2 separate regions of the Homo sapiens genome follow, and region 2 is linked to region 1. A link is a contact called in ENCODE Hi-C or POLR2A ChIA-PET data. All regions are on one chromosome and are shown on one strand. Each heading gives the region's core, a stretch centred on a gene start or an enhancer-like site at or near the end of the contact. The rest is flanking DNA. Distances are from core to core; before and after follow the strand shown.

The links. A loop is a pair of places that touch in the nucleus more often than their neighbours do. ChIA-PET counts read pairs that join two places held with the same protein, here RNA polymerase II (POLR2A). Pooled maps may share reads with other maps.
Region 2: a map of endothelial cell of umbilical vein shows a loop between it and region 1 (8-fold over the local background). The contact joins two enhancer-like sites. A Hi-C loop is called at or near these places in 2 of 168 maps with a recorded cell type or tissue (Calu3 and endothelial cell of umbilical vein) and 2 of 50 pooled maps. POLR2A ChIA-PET finds 5 or more read pairs at or near these places in 1 of 52 experiments (activated CD4-positive, alpha-beta T cell).

Annotation. Positions count from the first base shown.
Region 1 is chr1:61,285,141-61,289,747 of GRCh38, reverse strand. All of the region lies in intron 3 of NFIA (nuclear factor I A), which reads right to left. Among named protein-coding and RNA genes, the nearest start is that of NFIA-AS1, 34 kb to the right of the region's middle. Within about 2 kb of position 2,552, at least 5 of the 41 ENCODE cell types and tissues checked have a DNase peak (open chromatin) inside an H3K27ac peak, as active enhancers do.
Region 2 is chr1:61,435,083-61,439,294 of GRCh38, reverse strand. All of the region lies in intron 10 of NFIA (nuclear factor I A), which reads right to left. Among named protein-coding and RNA genes, the nearest start is that of NFIA-AS1, 180 kb to the right of the region's middle. RefSeq lists an enhancer at 2,203-2,704. Within about 2 kb of position 2,301, at least 4 of the 41 ENCODE cell types and tissues checked have a DNase peak (open chromatin) inside an H3K27ac peak, as active enhancers do.

The sequences.
Region 1 (4,607 bases), core at 1,303-3,802:
ACAATCCTAGATGAGAGCAAAACAAGAGGAAGGAAAAGGAACTAACGTTGTTTGTGCTCAGAACAAAACAGCAACGAAAACACATTTCCTGGGAAGGTGATGACATCGCACCTTATACATTAGAAAATAAAAGTTTAAGAGTTTAAATAACTTGTTCAAATTTATACAATCAATACATTATAGAACCAGAGTTTGAATTCCATTCTTTCTCTAATAGAATGCCATGGTTAAGCAGTTAAGACTCTGGACTTAGAGTTGAGTCTGAATACCCTTTATGCCTTCTTGACTGTAGGACAAGCTACTTAAATTCTTTGTGTCTCAGTTTCCTAATCTGTAAAATGGGCACACTAATAGCACCTACCTCCATAGGATTATATTAAGATGATATAAGATCATGAATATAGAACTCAGCACAGTGCATGGCTCTGGTGGCCATGAATAAAAATGGTCCACCCTGACCACCTGTTGCAAGGAACATGGTTGCCTAACAGGGCTGCTCCTCTGAATCCACCACCACATTTGCTTAAAGGCCACACTTCCTCCAGGCTGTTTCCAGCCAATAACTGAGGGGGAGGATACCAACACAGACCCATTCCTATAAAACACAGAATTCTTCCAACAGGGGACTTAAGCTCAGGGACTCTCCATTGGCATGGTCAAAATTTTCTTAGAAGCTTACTCCAGGCGCAGTGGCTCACACCTGTGACCCCAGCACTTTGAGAGGTTGAGGCAGGTGGATCTCTTGAGCCCAGGAGTTTGAACCCAGCCTGGACAACATAGTGAGACCCTCGTCTCTACTAAAAATACAGTAAATTAGCTGGGCTTGGTGGCGTGTGCCTATAGTCTCAGCTATTTGGTAGGCTGAGGTGGGAGCATCACCTGAGCCTGGGAGGTTGAGGCTGCAGTGAGCCATGATCATACCACTGCACTCCAGCCTAGGCAATGGGAGTGAGAGCTCTGGGATTCTTCCAACCCAATCTCTCATTCTTCCCTCCTCCTTTCCCACCTGTCAGAACTGTACTGCAGCCTAAAAGTTCTCTCAATCTACTCTTGCTCTGTCCCCCTTTATATTTGATAGGTATTGCCCCAATAAATCTCTTGTCCTATCAGGACATATTATTCTTGGAGGACCCAAACTAACATACTGGCACACAGAAAGTCCACAATGATTGTGAGCTACTATTATGATTATTATCACCAAAAATCATTATTTTTGTTATTATCTGGCTTTAAGCCTAATAGAGTTTAACCCTATTTCCAAAATTGTTTTCCTTGAATCTGTGAACACTATTCTTTTTTAAAGCAGGAGGATTCAAAGGTTACACTATATTTCTTTAACATGTTCAAACAAGATTTGTCATACCTAGCAAAGTTGTCCCAATTACAGATGAAAACATATACATTTATCATTCCATATTGCACATGAAAAATATGGCCCCTTCTATTTTCAAGTTTATCAGAAATGCCATTTCTCTACTTCACCTTTGGATGTGCGAATTCCAAATGCTCTATTATTTGACTGATTTCCTATTTTCATCATCTTTCGTGAGTAAATGGTCTGCCAGTAACTGGATGTATGGGCTCACACAGTGTCGCAGTGGCTTACTCAATTAATACACGACTAATTAAACTTATACACTCACTTGCATGGGCTGAGTGGCTCTCAACTATTATATTGTACCTATTGACTGTGCCTCACAAGTGGTTTATTGTTCCAAGAAAACTACTGGGCTAGGTACCAGCAGATGCGGAAGGAATGGAATTTAAGCAGCCAAGTCACTAGAACTTTGTAGTACTCTTCCCAGATTTCATTTTCAGTGGGTTAAATTCCAGTGGTTTGACCTTTTGTGATCAGTGAAATCATCACAGACTAATCAAACCTTTTCATACACTGCTGTTACTATTGCCTATGTAACCTCCACAGGAATATGTGGAGAATTACAACTGGTTGCCAGATAAAATACAAAACTTGGTCTAGACAAACAATGAATACTTTGTTTGTGTAAGTATATTTCACGCAGTACTAAAAAATTATTCACTGTTTATCTGAAACTCAAATTTAACTTGGCATCTTGTTTTTTTTGGGGGGGGTTGGGGACAGTCTTGCTCTGTCACGGGTTTTGCCATGTTGCCCAGGCTGGTCTCAAACTCCTGGCCACAAGTGATCTACCTGCCTTGGCCTCCCAAAGTGCTGGGATTACAGGTGTGAGCCACCATTGTGCTACATCTGGCAACTATTTAGGAACAAAATCCACCTTCATGGTGAATGTATGTGAGACCTGGGGGTTATAATCTAATGGGGTCACGAGAGCAGGGGTAAGCTGAAACTCCACAGATTTCGACCTCCATTTTGAGAAATAATTGTTTACACAATTGGGTATGTGAAACCAAATATTATTCCATGCAAGTAACTTGGCTTTTAGTAATATGCACGAGGGAAAACCTTTGGAGGTACTAAAAGATACTGCCATGACAAATCAGAGTCTCATTCCTTAACAATGCTATGAATGAGGTCTTTGTGTACAACTCCACACTAAACTCTGTCTACTTTGCTTCCCACTGAACACTCATTATCTAGAACAGTGACTATCACAGTGTAGGGGATCAGGACATATCTACTGTACCAAGAAATGAATGGACTCATATGTGCATTCTTCCAGAGTATACCATGGCTTTTCAAGGATGTGCCATATCTTTTCCTTGGCTTACAAGATCCAATATGATTTGCCTTCCTGCTACTCATCTGCAACTATTCTCTCCCTTGTTTGTACCCTTCAAGCCACACCAACCCCCTTAGTGTTCTTCCAGCATGTCTCAGGGCTGTTATATTTAATGTTCCCTCTTCTTAGAATAAAAGTCCCTAATATCTGCATAATTCACTTCTTTGACTTCATTAGGACTTAACTCAAATGTCAACACATCAGAAAGGCCTTCCTTTACCACCCTTTATAAGACAGTACCCACATCCTCCCTTCTTTAATCCCTTATATTGCCTTATTTTCTTTTATAATGTTTGATGCCACTTGGCATGTGACATGTGTATTAATCAGCTGATTGTCTGTCTCCTTCCCCAAGAAGGTAAGCTAAATTAAGAGTAGGATTTTCTGTTTTGCTCAGTGTGATGCCTAGAACATGCCTGGTTCTTAGAGTGTATTTGATAAATACCTGTTGAATGAATGAACGAACAAATGGTGTCTTTTCCCTTTTACTAGACTATCAGGTTCTCAAGAGCAGGATGTCTGCTCTATCTCTGTATTCCCTTAACACATCCAATACCTAGTCCAAATATATCCAGCAATTCTATTTTTTTTTTTTTTTTTGAGACAGAGTCTCGCTCGGTCACCCAGGCTGGAGTGCAGTGGCGCAATCTCTGCTCACTGCAAGCTCTGCCTCCCAGGTTCATGCCATTCTCCTGCCTCAGCCTCCTGAGTAGCTGGGACTACAGGCGCCTGCAACCACACCCGGCTAATTTTTTTTTTTTTTAAGTAGAGACAGGGTTTCACAGTGTTAGCCAGGATGGTCTCAATCCCCTGACCTCGTGATCCGCCTGCCTTGGCCTCCCAAAGTGCTGGGATTACAGGCGTGAGCCATCCTGCCCGGCCTATCCAGCAATTCTTAAGAATGATCTGTTAAATTACTTATGAGAAAATTGAGGTACAAGTCTTTAAGTGACTTGGACAACTGATTTTCCCTTAACAGACGCTCAGTGTCAGGCTTTTAATGGCAAGTCTCTTTTGCTAATTTGACCTATTCGGAAGCTGTGATTTGGCTTCTTCTTGTTCATCTCTGAGTTTACAAGTGCTACTTGCTGAGAAGCTCTCTGGTTGTAAAATACCTACAGAGATCTAAGAAAACACTGACTTTCCTTCGTGGAAAGATTGTTGAAAAGCTATTCCTATTTTGCCGAGCCTTGCCACAATATCCTTACATTTCTCTTTTTGGATATTCACCATATGATGCCTGTGGATAAGCCATATGAGACTCCCTGGTTCCCTTTGGGTTAAAATCAACCAAGTATAGAAATGCACAACTGAGATGGGGCAGAGTAATCTGCAGCAAATAGTGCCCCCTACCCTCCACCCCTATTTGAGATATCCCACTAGATTTCCTTAACGACAAGCTAATGCCAGGGGGAAAAGAGTTGCCTGGAGCTGAGTAAAACCTGAAGAAGAGAAAAAGAATGAGGAAGCTGCAGGGAGAAAAGGTGCCAAAAATCCTTGTGGCCACATGAATTTTTCTAGCAGGCAACTAATCAATCTGGATTAGTGACTCCAAATCCCCAAATACATTATGTATATTACATTCAGTTTACTAATATTATCCACAAATAGGTAATTCCTTCCAAAAAATAATGTACAGGCTTAAAAACAACAAATTCACATTCAAATTTAAAAGCAGAAGTGACCCTATTATTTGTGGCAAGGAAAGCTCATACCCAATTCCTGACCCCAGCTCGCCCCTCTGATCTTTCACCACGCTGGTTTTTAATTGATGGGGAGGTATGAAAAGTGGCCATTAGAAGTGGTCCTTCTAAGGATATCTCTGTCAAAGGGTCCTGTCATACTAGTTCCAGGCTTAGATCACAGGGAAAACAGAGCAATGGCAGA
Region 2 (4,212 bases), core at 1,052-3,551, 150 kb before region 1:
TTCTATTCTTCTCTTGTAACAATTACTGTACCAGCCACTCTGGCAGAGTCAATAAATTGATCTGGGTCTTGATGCAGCAGCAAGGCAGACTAATCTGATACACCATTATCTACACTGGAGAGTGTGGGGGCTTGGGGGTGCACTCAGGTAACACAGGGCAAAGGGAAGGAAGTAAAGGCCAGCCAGCCTTACTCTAGATAGGTAATTGATGTTCAGTGTGGAGCTTCTGGACTAGATGGACGCATATGTAGCAGGTGTGTGTGTGTGTGTGTGTGTGTGTGTGTGTGTGTGTGTGTCTGCATGCATGTTAGGAATGGACAGAAAACGAAGCCTTCACCTTGGCTAAAGGATGCAGCCTAAGTAATACCATATGCACCACTTATTTAAGTCCCTGCGGTATTTCAGTCACTCATACCAATCTGCAATTCAATGAGGATCACCACCCCATTAGAACTAATCATGTCAGCTGTGTATCTGACAAAATAAACATTCAGAAACTGTGCTCCTAGGTTCACAACTTGTTTTTGCACTGGGATTTTTTTTTCCTTCCCTCTCTTATCCAGTATAAAATTTAATCTTTTTTTAATATGAAATTATAAGACACACAGAAGCTCTCCGTATGGATTCCTCAGTGTATTTATCCTTACAACGAGAAACTGGCGACGTTAGTTGAACTTTAACTTGCTCCTTGGGAGTATGCTAAGTATGATCTTAATACATAAATATCATTCCACTGGGTAATGAGAGAATTAATGGCACAACTTAAGGAAAATGGACACGGGAGGATGCGGTGAGAAGAGATTTAGCTCAGGGAGAACATTACCAGATTACCTCCGGGGTGCTCATCATATTACCATTTCTGTTTCTTCTTTGTGGTCACAGGCCCCTTGTCCTAAAGATAAATGAGCAGCACCCTGCCTCCAGTGCTCACAGAGGTTCCCTCCTGAGGGCTGAAAAGGCAGCACCACACACTGGCTGGGCAGGGTGCTGAGGGCTTTTCATCCTAACTAGACTGAGTCTTTACATAACTCTAAGTGGAATGCAGGCATTCATTTATAATTTTATAGATGTGACATCTGAGGGTCAGAAAGGCTAAAAATTATTCCAAGGTCACATACTGAGATCAAACTCAGGTCTGTCTCCCTCCAAAGCTTCTATTTTTTCCACTACATTATGCTGCCCAGAAGAGGAAGGTACCTCATGACCACAGGTCTCAATGCTACTATTGCCTATAAAATCCTGTATCTCAGGAGGATTGAACCAAGCAAGGCAGAGGTTTCTTCACATATAGAGATCCCACTGTGCCCATCACCTGCTTCCCATCTCCCACAGAATAAAGTCCAAGTGCTTTACTACCCTTGGAAAAAGGTATGTATTTATTCACGACTAGACTCTGATCTAATGTTTCTGCCGTCTACTGTAAACTGACAGATACACCAAACAGAATAGGGTTCTTCAGACACACACTGCTGTTCCTTTGCATGCACTGTTCCTCCTGCCTGGTCTGGAATGTTCTCCCCACCAAGTATATCTGTCTCCTTCAAAACCACTCATGTGTCTTCTCCTCTGGCATATCTTCCATGAGCTCCATGCTTCTCCCCAGAGTTAGTTACTGACTCTTCTGTATGGATTATACCTATTTCAATTACTTCATCGATCACATCTTAGTTTATTTACTTTTCTTTCTGTGAGCTATGTACGGCAGGGATTGAATAATGTACATCTTTAGCCTCCCTTCCAGCTTAGTATGGTGCCAGGAACATAGTAGGTGCTCAATAAATTCTGGCTTCTTTCTCCTCTCTAAGATCAATCATGCAGCTGGCGGGTGGGAGAGATGAGCTAGGAATCCAGGTATTTTGACTCCTAGTCCAGGGTTTCTCTGTGTACCAAGATGTAGAAAAACTCCTAGTCCAGGGTTTCTCTGTGTACCAAGACCATAGGTCCCTCCTATGGTCAGTTCCCTTATTAGACCTACTATGTTATTCTTCTATCCCCCTAGTACCACTCCTTCCCCATATATGCACAGACACACTGCCAGGGACCAATGGAAGGAAGACTGCGCTTGAGAGGGGCAGAAGCTGTATGTCATGAGGGCTGGCCTTATGCTTCCCTTCACTAGTCAAGGCAACAGGAGATATGCAGCATAGTCCAGCCCTGGAGGGCAGCAAAGGGTGCTTCCCACATTATTAAGGCAGCACTGTGAGGGTCCGAGGTTGCCCTGTGCTGAGAACAACTGTGCCTGGTGGCATCCCCATTATCTCAACACATTCAGACTCTGAGGAAGGAGGGTGTTGAGGGTGAGAAACACAGGGCCAGAACAGCCTGTCCTAACCCAGTGTCCCTGCTCCAAGACAAGGGATCCGGCTTATCACAAGCTCATGTGACTCATTAGTTAAATGTGTAAAGCGTTTGGAAAGTGAAAAGCCAATTAGAAGTGCTAAGTTATTTCATCTCTGCTGTAAAGGAAGCAATGTGAGACCTTAAGAAAAATTCTCATGCAAATATTTTGGGGGAGGTGTGTGCTGTGGAATGTAACTCAATGAACAGACTCAATAGAAAGGCTATATCCCAAAAAGACAGGGCACAGATCAAAGAATGTGCCTAAGTCCTCAATAAACAAACAGGAAGGTAAGCAGGTGGGTGTGAGAAAAGTGGCAGGAAGAATCACTGAGACCTCACGTGAGATCTTCGATGGATCTCACATTAGACAGCAAGCTCTGGGCTTGAAACTGTGTGTGTCAGTGGAACTTTCAAGGCCTTAGACTCATTAGAAGCCCTGGGAAAGCCTAGGTCCAAAAGGATTCCTAATGCTGAATCCTTTCCTCATGTGAACAGTCATTATTTAGAGTGTAGAAATATTCGGTAAGGCCAATTTCTTGGGCATAGGATTTTCACAAGCAAGGACTTTGTGGACAGCGAGAACACCACCTGTATTGAGTTCTCTCCTCAAAGTTCATGCAGCAGGGCCAGTCAACTCATTTTCCTGTTCTCTGAACTTGTGTTGACTCAAGCTCTGCAAAACCAGGCTCTTTTCCTTTGCAAAGGAAGCATCTGGTTCCAAGTCATAAAAGAGAAACCCAGAACCTATTGCTGCCTGTTTGGTAAGCACTCTGGAGGGCACCCAGGGGGCACTGTTTCACAGAGCTCCCCTGCAACCACAAAGGCACATATCCTCCAACTCAGCCTTTTCAGAGTCCATGTTTAACCAGCACACGGTGACCCAGCCCCATGGGAGCAGGTCTGCACAAAACGCCAGGACTTCTGCCCAAATCCTGGACCTCAAACAGAGGCTGAAAAGAAATGACCTCTGCACAGTCACGCACATAGCATCTACATCTCCTAAACACATAGGGAGTGTGTGGAGGAAAGGCAGAATAATAAGCCAAGCATTCAGAGACAAGAGGGTCAAGTGCAACTACTGGAGTTGAAAAGTGCATGAAACCTATCAGGGAATAGGAAAAAAGAATATGGCAGATCCTATTAACAGTCTATCCACTACCTATTGCGCCTTCTTCCTTGGGACAATTTTGCTTAGAGAGGCAAATGTGACTGGTCCTAGGTGACGGTCATGATTTGAGCCAATCAAGATAATCTTCTGCTGGTTTTCTCAGCATCCTTTGCAGCTAGAGATTAAAATGTGACCCAGATTTAGCCAATGAGACCTACAAAGAAATTTGCTAGCAGGGTGCACAGGAGGAATAGCAGGGCCTTTTCCCTGATATTAGAGGAAAAATAAGGTATGATATGACTATGCTATTTGGAGCTGCAGCAGCCATCTTGCCGTCAGAGGCTCTAAGCATGAGGCTGAAGAGGCAGCATACTGAGGAAGACAGAGCAGAATGTTAGGAACGGCATGGGTTCCTGTTGGCCTCGTGCAGCGCTGAAACAATGCCAACAACCACTCACTCACAGATTTCTTGTTACGGGAGGAAAATAATCCTGACTGGCTTAAACCACACTTAATTGGGGTTTCTTCTATGAGGTAGATACTATTATTGCCTTCATTTCACAGATGAGGAAGCTGAATTTTAAAGGGTAAGATACACAAGATCACTGAGATAAATGGCACAGCCAGGATGTCAGAACAGGTCTGTCCTACTCCTTGAATCATGACTTTTCCTCCTGTTCCCCCAGAGAAACCTGGTGAGTACCCAGTACATTTCCCTTAGTACCCTGGAATGTCACTGATCAGAAGCATTGTTATGGAGACCC